2 separate regions of the Homo sapiens genome follow, and region 2 is linked to region 1. A link is a contact called in ENCODE Hi-C or POLR2A ChIA-PET data. All regions are on one chromosome and are shown on one strand. The core of a region is the stretch at or near the end of the contact, and the rest is flanking DNA. Distances in the headings are between cores, read along the strand shown. Region 1 overlaps CALU (calumenin). Region 2 overlaps TNPO3 (transportin 3).

Region 1 (4,477 bases), core at 742-3,241:
GGCACATAGTTGGCTTTCAACAAATGTCAGTTATTGCTACTTTTATTAAACATTAGGATCTCATTAAAAAGATAGAAATCAAAGGCCTTCTACCTCACATAATGGACACTTGGATTCAAGCAATAGAATGCCACCACTTTGAAGGTCACATTCTGTTTTTTTTCAGTCAACGCAGAAATCTACCAAGAGTGACAGGTATTGTTCATCCCCATTTACGTAAAATTCTAGAAAATGCAAACTAACTTAGAGTCACAGAAAACAGATGAGTGATTGCCTAGGGACGGGGGAATGGCGAGAATGAGAAGGATTACCAAGGGACATGAGGAAATGTTGGGGGGGTAATGGATATGCTCATTATCGTGATTGCAGTGGTGGTTTCACTGGTAAATACATACGTCAAAACTCATCAATTATGCACTTAAATACATACAGTTCACTTTATGTCAATAATAACTTGACAAAGGTATACAAAAAAAAAAACCCTTAGATTACAACCAAATTGAATTTGGAACTACCCATCTGTTATGACATCGAGCTACACAAGCAGCAGTTATCTAGTCTCTATATAAGAATATAGAAAAGTGAAATTTAGTTTTTTAAGCTGAAAAAATGTGGCGTTAACTGCAGAAAATAAAATTCTTTTTCAATCTGCGTTCCTGTATAAACCAAATTAAGATAACAGACATGAAGATATTTTAAAAAGTAAAAGACACCACATTAATGGTAAGAAATTATTGTTCCTGCAACATATTGATTACATAAAAAGGATATGACACTGCTTTTATAAAAAAGACCCACAGGGCCCCTTTAAGAATAACATCATTACTGCTGACCTTTGAGATTGTTCAGTCTTTCCATACTTTAAGCACAGTTTAAAGAAACAAAAACAAAACTACTGTACTATTTTGAGAGTTGAGCATTTTGAAGCTTCATTTTTTATTGAGTGTCAAAAATTCAGTCAGACAGCTTAACGAGTCATAAGGCTTTGGGATCCTGTGTACACACACACACACACACACACACACACACACACTCAAAGCCATAATAGGTTGAGATGGAGAACGTAAGGCAAACAAGCCTTTCTCAGATACTAAAGTGTCTCTTCTAAACAAGGTTTCAGGACTATGTAACATAAATAAGAAACATAACAAGACAACTTATACTTTAAGACTAGATTCTTACATAAGTGCTCTCCTCCCCTCCTTGGGGTAAAAGGTAAAAATGGTGACTGGACTCAAATAGCCTAATAGCAACATGCACATATATATATAAGGAGGGAAACAGGAAGATACAATTTTTTTTTTTTTTAATTTATAGTCAGGTCCTTGTTCTGTGTGGCCCAGGCTGGAGTGCAATGCAATCATAGCTCAATGCAGTCTTGGACTCTGGGGCTCAAGCAATCCTCCTGCTTCGGCCTCCCAAGTAGCTAGGACTACTGACAAGTATTACCACTCCTGGCTAATTTTTAATATTTTTTTTGTAAAGACGGGGTCTGGCTTTGTTGCCCTGGCTGGTCGCGAATTCCCGGACTCAAGCAACCTTTCTGCCTCGGCCTCCCAAAATGCTAGGATTATAGGCATAAGCCACTGTGCCTGTCCAAAACTTTATTTTTAATGACAAAACCTATTTTCCTATAGCTCTGCTTGGAATGCTGTATTTATCCTAAGCACCAGTTTTGGCCCTAGCTGGCCTGTATACAGCTTTAGGTAGGCTCTTGATCTAGTTTTGCTATAGGCAGGGTAGATCTCAGTATTTCATATTTTCCTTGTGGCAGAGACAGTGTTAACCTTTCTCTCATGGATAGCGGATTCATTGAGACAGATTTTAACTAAGAGCTATGATGATTTATACCTGAACTCCAAATTGAATCAAGAACACACAGTAACAAAAACTCCTCACTTCTCTAAGCCGACTCATGACCCCCTCAGTGCTGTCCACCCTCATGCCTCTGGGGAAAGATGCCTTATAAAGACATTGCTTCCCAGCCAGTGCTTCAGCTTATGCAGTCTCAGGCAGCAGAAATACCCATTACGTTGAATCATCTGCCTTGTGAGGCAACAGAGCTCTCAACAGATTTTTATGCACATAATCATACACAGCACCGAAGAATCATTCTGGGCAGCAAGTGAGTGCCTAGGTCGGAGCTGAGATTTATTTACACACCATTTTGTTTAGATCACCAATAGCCTACTCTTTGCTTTGTATTTATCATTAATTCCAAATAAATCAGGAAGGTGTTGGGTCTCAGCCAGAGCAAGAAGCAGGATGCCTCTCCATCTGTGCTGACTGTTTAATACATGTGTTCTTAATTGGGTGAAGGATATGTTTGGTTCTTGGCTAAGTGTCAAGCATTGAGAGAGAGTGCCACTTTAGTCTTAGGAATGAGAACAAGCCTGACACAGAAATAAAAGTCTCTTCACCAGAAATGCATGCAGTCCTGTAATTAATGCAGACAGCTGGCTATCTGTGGGGAAACAGATCCATTATACACTCACTGTTAGTCAGTGGCGGAGAACGCTTGCTTTAACCCAGAAGGTTGCCTAATTTCCAGGATTAAAATGGAGAAAGTACCATTTATATTCATTTATATTAATACAATTCTTGTCTTAAACTGTAACCATGTACAACAGAGGAATTTCACAAATAAAAACACCCTGGATCATCAACTCAATAAGACTCACTGCCTAGTATTCAGCAGCAGGCAAGTGTTACAAGTAAAAGAAAATTACTAACAGGTGGCCCAAGCATACAAGCTATCAAATCAACAAAAAGCAATCAAATTAACATTTATTTGCCTTAAAGCACTTGCAAAGCAGGCTGATAAACTCATGTGCCAGAGAAAACAAATGGGAAATTTTCATTTCCAAACTTCAGTAAGCAGACATACTGAAATAGTTAAATTTTATTAAGGAAAACTATTTTATTAAGACTTCTCACCAGTTATAAAGAAATCTAATTTGGTTTGAATTTTAGGTCCAACACTTTACTGGGACCATGTCAAGAAACATCTCAAAGCCCCTTGCTTTGCACTGTTGGAAGTATGTAGCCTCATAGCCTCTTTTTTTTTTTTTTTTTTTTTTTTGGACAGAGCTCGCTCTGTCCCCAAGGCTGGTGTGCAGCAGTGCAATCATGGCTCGCAGCTGCCTCAACCTCCTGGGCTTAAGTGATCCTCCCACCTTAGCCTCCTGAGTATCTAGGACAGGTGTGTGCCACCATGCTTGGCTAATTTAAATTTTTTTTTTTTTTTTTGGTAGAGACAGGGTGTCCCTATGTTGCCCAGATTGGTCTCAAACTCCTGGGCCCAGGCAATCCTCCTGCCTCAGCATCCCAAAGTGCTTATAGGCGTGAGCTATCGGCACCCAGCCCAATGTATTCTTTTAAATGAAATCTACTCCAAAAATTGTCTCTATGAGGGATGACATAAAGAAAAAATGGTAAAATATATGTAAAATGCTAAAAATGTAGAAGATACCAGACTTCCAGACTTCAGAAAACAAAAATTAAACAAATTTAAAAATACATAATATACAAATTTAAAATTAATAAAGGGAATCAGCTTAGCACTGAATTGAACTATTTAAGATAAGCTTCCTTTCCTTTACTGTGTGACCCATTTGTTTCTTTGACTCAAGACCACGGTCCCTGCCAGGCTGACATCTTGCCCCTTACCCAGGTAAGTGCCATAAGTCACGTTTCTGTACTCATCCCAGGAGATTAAGCCGTCTTGATTCATATCAAACTCCTGCCATTGGTTTTCAACATTGTCATATATGTATTTCTTCTGGGCGTGCTTAATCCAGGATTTCAGCTCCCCCTCCGTCACAAACCCATCTTTATCCGCGTCTATTTTATCTACAATCATTCTACAAGACAAAACAGTTACGTTTCAAGGTGCCAGCTCCACAAGGCTTTTTCCCCCAGACAGTAGGGACCTACCTAAAACGTAGCCGTAGGTGGCATTTTTATACTCCTCCCAGGAAACGAGGCCGTCCTCATTGAGGTCATGCCCCTTCCACTGTCGCTCTACATCCTCGTAAATCCAGCGCTTTTGTGCAAATTTAATCCAGTCTTTGAGCTCATCCACAGTGACAAACCCGTCCTTGTCGCCATCTATTTTACTTACAATCTTTCTGTAGAAAATGCAGAGAAATCCAGCAAAAGGTTAAAAAGACACAGAACTCTGGACTTAGCCAGGTGTGTGCCCAGGGCTAATGCACAGAAATAAAAAATTGTCTCCAAAACAAAACTGCCAGGCCAGCAACTGAAAAAAATGGTCCATTACTGGTCTGTAATAAGCCACGTGAATAAGGTCAACACAGTCATGGCTGGTGCACTTGGATCCAAAAGCAAACTCAGCCTATCTCTTTGGAGGTAGATTTCAGCCTATGGTTAGAATTCAGGAGTGAATATCCATTCCTATCCAAGTTCTCCACTCTTTGCATCAAACAACATGTAAAACTTTGTTTTTCCTTGTTTT
Region 2 (4,477 bases), core at 771-3,270, 200 kb before region 1:
TTTATCAAGTGAAATAGGGTTAGTACTACCAGTCTCATAAGGTTATTATGAGATACCAAATGGAAATCTAAAGAAGATCTTGCACATAGTATGTGATCAGTGAATGTTAACTCCTTTCTCCTTGGAGGAGAAACTTCTAGAATGTCATTATGTACTTGCAAAACTAGCTGGGGCATGTCTCCTGTTGACTCTAAGGCAGCCACCCACACATTCTGGAATCCCACACATTGTAGAATAAGTCTTTGTCAAGCCCTCTTTCCCTCAGTGGGACTAATATATGACAGATAAAATAATATGGTAAGTCTGAAATCAAGGTCATAGATATCCTTTCCTAATTTAGGATAAATCTTGGGGCAAGGAAAAGAGACCTAAGTAAAGCAGTGCTGTGGGGGAAAAAAAAAACCTGTTATCTTTGTCCTGTGATATGGGAAAATAAGGTGCACCACCAACCTGACCTACTTGATCTTCCATTGCTAAACAAGTTTTGCAGCTCTTCCTATAGCAGGCTGTAACATATGTAACATAGTGGTGGGAAATGAACAGAAGTAAGAGCTAATGTAGAGGTGCTAGAGAAAGGACTTGAGATTGCTCATCCCCTCTTAGTAATTCTCTTCCTCTAGAATGCCTGTAGTAGACAAGACAGAAAGCCCTTGAACTTTCTGTCCCATGCATGACTCAGTCTCCCTTTTGATTTTAAGGTCCGTAACACCTGCCTCAACATGCTACTTTGTTTGCCATTCTGGCAGAGAGGGTGAACTGGTTTAGTTTCATTTCAGCAAGTCCAAGCCTGCTTTTCACATGGTACTGGTAATTAATTCCCTAGCTTTTTTTTTTTTTTTTTTTTGAGACGGAGTCTCGCTCTGTCGCCCAGGCCGGACTGCGGACTGCAGTGGCGCAATCTCGGCTCACTGCAAGCTCCACTTCCCGGGTTCACGCCATTCTCCTGCCTCAGCCTCCCGAGTAGCTGGGACTACAGGCACCCGCCACCGCGCCCGGCTAATTTTTTGTATTTTTAGTAGAGACGGGGTTTCACCTTGTTAGCCAGGATGGTCTCGATCTCCTGACCTCATGATCCATCCGCCTCGGCCTCCCAAAGTGCTGGGATTACAGGTGTGAGCCACCGCGCCTGGCCAATTCCCTAGCTTTTTTAGTTGGTCAACTTGAAGAAAGCTGGGACGTTTCAGTCTAAAATAACATTCTTGCTTTCCAAATGCCAGATGAACCTATCATTAACTAAGACCAATTGGGACTAGAAGAAACCCTGCCATCATTTCCATTTCTCCATCTTGGTGTTTATTCTATGACTACTTGTCACTTGCCTGGGGCTCTTCAAAGCCAAAAGGTGTTGAACATGGGAAGCATTGATACTGGAATTAGAGGCCAGTAAGGGGTTGAATCCCTAGTCAAGTCATCAGAGTTTCATTATTTTCTGTTACCTACCAGGTCATCGGATCAAAAGGATCTCATTTCTCAGCACTCCTCTAGTAATCTTATGGGGCTCGAGAAATAGTGACCATAAAAGCTTTCAGAAATATGGTGGAAGGATAGGAATTTGGGGACTAGAAGCCAGAAAACAGAATCTAAAAAATACTGGCAGTTAAAAAAGTAAATAAATAGAAAGCTAAGAAATATCAAACGTCAGAAGGACCGAGACAGAAAATACAGTCATGTGTTACTTAATGATGGGGATATGTTCCAAGAAATGTGTCATTAGGTGGTTTAGTTGTTGTGCAAACGTCATGGAGTATACTTCTACAAACCTAGATGGTATAGCCTACCGGACACCTGGTCTATATAGTGTAGCCTATTGCTCCTAGGCTACAAACCTGTATAGCAGGTTACTGTACTGAATACTGTAGGCAATTGTAACACAATGGTAAGAATTTGTATATCCAAACATATCTAAACATAGAAAAGGTACAGTAAAAATACAGTATAAAAGAGAAAAAAAAAGGTATACCTGTATGAGGGCACTTACCATGAATGGAACTTGCAGAACTGGAAGTTGTTCTAGGTGAGTCAGTGAGTGAGTGGTGAGTGAATAGGCGGCCTAGGACATTACCGTATACTACTGTAGACTTTTTATAGATACTGTATACTTAGGCTACACTAAATTTATAAAAAAATTTTTTTCATCAATAATAAATTAACCCTTGGCCAGGCGCGGTGGCTCATGCCTGTAATCCCAGCACTTTGGGAGGCCGAGGCAGGCAGATCACTTGAGGTCAGGAGTTTGAGACCAGCCTGGCCAACATGGTGAAACCCCATCTCTACTAAAAATTTAAAAAATTAGCCAGGCGTGGTGGTGGGCACTTGTAATCCCAGCTACTCAGGAGGCTGAGGCTGGAGAATCGCTTGAACCTGGGAGACAGAGGTTGCAGTGGGCCGAGATTGTGCCACCGCACTCCAGCCTGGGCGACAGAGTGAGACTCTGTCTCAAAATAATAATAATAATAATAATAATAAATTAACTCTTGCTTACTGTAACTTTTTTACTTTATAAACTAAATTTTTTTTAACTCTTGGACTCCTTTGTAATAACACCTAGCTTAAAACACAAATTGTACAGCTCATTAAAAAATTTTTTCTTTATATCTTTATAAGCTTTTTTCTATTCTTAAAATTACTTTATTTTTTTTTTTTAGCTTTTAAACTTTTTTGTTAAAAGCTAAGACACAAACACATATTAGCCTAGACCTACACAGGGTCAAGATCATCAATATCACTGTCTTCCACCTTTTTACATCTTGTCCCACTTAGAAGGTCTTCAAGGGCAGTAACACACATGGAGTTGCCATCTCCTAGGATAACAATGTCTTCTTCTGGAATCCCTCCCGAAGGACCTGCCTGAGGCTGTTTTACAGTAAATTTTTTTTTTTTGTAAGTAGAAGGAATATACTCTAAATTAATGATAAAAAGTGTAGTATAGTAAATACATAACCCAGTAATATAGTTGCTTATGATCAATTATTGTATACTGTAGATAATTGTTTGTGTTGTCCTTTTATATGACTGGCAGTGCAGTAGGTTTGTTTATACCAGCATCACCACAAGCATGTGAGTAACGCAACATGCAGTTGTTCATCTCTATTATACTCATAGGATCACTGTCATACATGCAGTCCATCATTGACCAAAACATCATTGTAGCACATAACTATAGTTCTAACATTCATGGAGCTTTTTCGTTTTTTTGAGACGGAGTCTTGCTCTGTCGCCCAGGCTGAAGTGCGGTGGTGTGATCTCAGCTCACTGCAACCTCCACCCCCTGGGTTCAAGCGATCCTCCAGCCTCAGCCTCCCGAGTAGCTGGGATCACAGGTGCCCACCACCACACACGGCTAATTTTTGTCTTTTTAGTGGAGATGGATTTCACCATGTTGGCCAGGCTGGTCTCAAACTCCTGACCTCAGGTGATCTACCCGCCTTGGCCTCCCAAAGTGCTGCGATTACAGGTGTGAGCCACCGCGCCCGGCCTCAAGGAGCTTTTTGATCCATTTCTATGGGCTCCCCACCAAGGACACTTCAGTTAAACATTTGGCTGAAGTGTTTGACACCAAAGCACTTGCAGATAGGATTGGGGCAGAAGCCAAGTTGACAGTGTCACCTGTCCCTCATTTCACCCTATCGCACTAAAGTTCTCCCACACTTGCATTTCAGTTTCAATACTTTTTCTCATGTGCCACAAAGGAGGCTGTGAAGTTATCATTTCCAAAGTCTCTGCTGGGCACAGTGACTCACGCCTGTAATCACAGCACTTTGGAGGCTGAGGCAGGACGATAGCTTGAGCCCAGAGGTTCGAGCAGCCTGGGCAACACAATGAGACCCTGTTTCTATCTGTTCTGAAAACAAAACAAAACAGAAGTCTCTTGAGGAAGGGTAAAATTTAAAACATGTAAGACATTAGGATAGCAAAAAAATCTCGGTCTCCAGCACTGTCCTAACTTTCAGGGTTTTCTGTTATCCTAGTCCCTTGTGATAACACACCACATAGCAACTTCTCTTGGGTTACAGATCTTCCTCCTTCCTGACATTGGGAGCATGAGTGATATGGGCTCACATACCCTGGCTGCCTCCTTAACAGTCAGTATTAATTTGGAAGTAAAATGAGAAATGTAACACTTAAATTGAAGCTTATTAAATCCACAGAGGTAATGGCAATTCCAATAAAGCCAAAAGACCTTTCTCATTTTCTTTCTTTTTTCTTTTTTTTGAGACAGGGTCTCACTCTGTTGCCCAGCCTGGAGTGCAGTGGCACAATCATGGCTCACTGCAACCTCAACCTCCCCAGCTCAGGTTATCCTCCTGCCTTAGCCTCGTGAGTAGCTGGGACCACAGGTGTGCACCACCACACCCAGCTAAGTTTTAAATTATTTGTAGAGACGGGGTCTCCCTGTGTTGGGATTACAAGCATGAGCCACTGTGCCTGGCCACCTGCCTTATTTTCATTACATTTTTAGGATGGAGAGACTAGAAGA

The links. Hi-C counts contacts between places; a loop is a spot of excess contacts on that map. ChIA-PET counts read pairs that join two places held with the same protein, here RNA polymerase II (POLR2A). Pooled maps may share reads with other maps.
Region 2: a loop to region 1 is called in a map of PC-9, with 2.8 times the contacts of the local background. The contact joins two enhancer-like sites. A Hi-C loop is called at or near these places in 1 of 168 maps with a recorded cell type or tissue (PC-9) and 2 of 50 pooled maps. POLR2A ChIA-PET finds 5 or more read pairs at or near these places in 2 of 52 experiments (Caco-2 and OCI-LY7).

What each region holds. Positions count from the first base shown.
Region 1 is chr7:128,753,915-128,758,391 of GRCh38, reverse strand. CALU (calumenin) reads right to left here. Exons shown (of 7, transcript NM_001219.5): 3 at 3,937-4,130. Among named protein-coding and RNA genes, the nearest start is that of CALU, 17 kb to the right of the region's middle. Within about 2 kb of position 1,991, at least 6 of the 41 ENCODE cell types and tissues checked have a DNase peak (open chromatin) inside an H3K27ac peak, as active enhancers do.
Region 2 is chr7:128,958,739-128,963,215 of GRCh38, reverse strand. All of the region lies in intron 21 of TNPO3 (transportin 3), which reads left to right. Among named protein-coding and RNA genes, the nearest start is that of IRF5, 23 kb to the right of the region's middle. RefSeq lists an enhancer at 73-182. Within about 2 kb of position 2,020, at least 3 of the 41 ENCODE cell types and tissues checked have a DNase peak (open chromatin) inside an H3K27ac peak, as active enhancers do.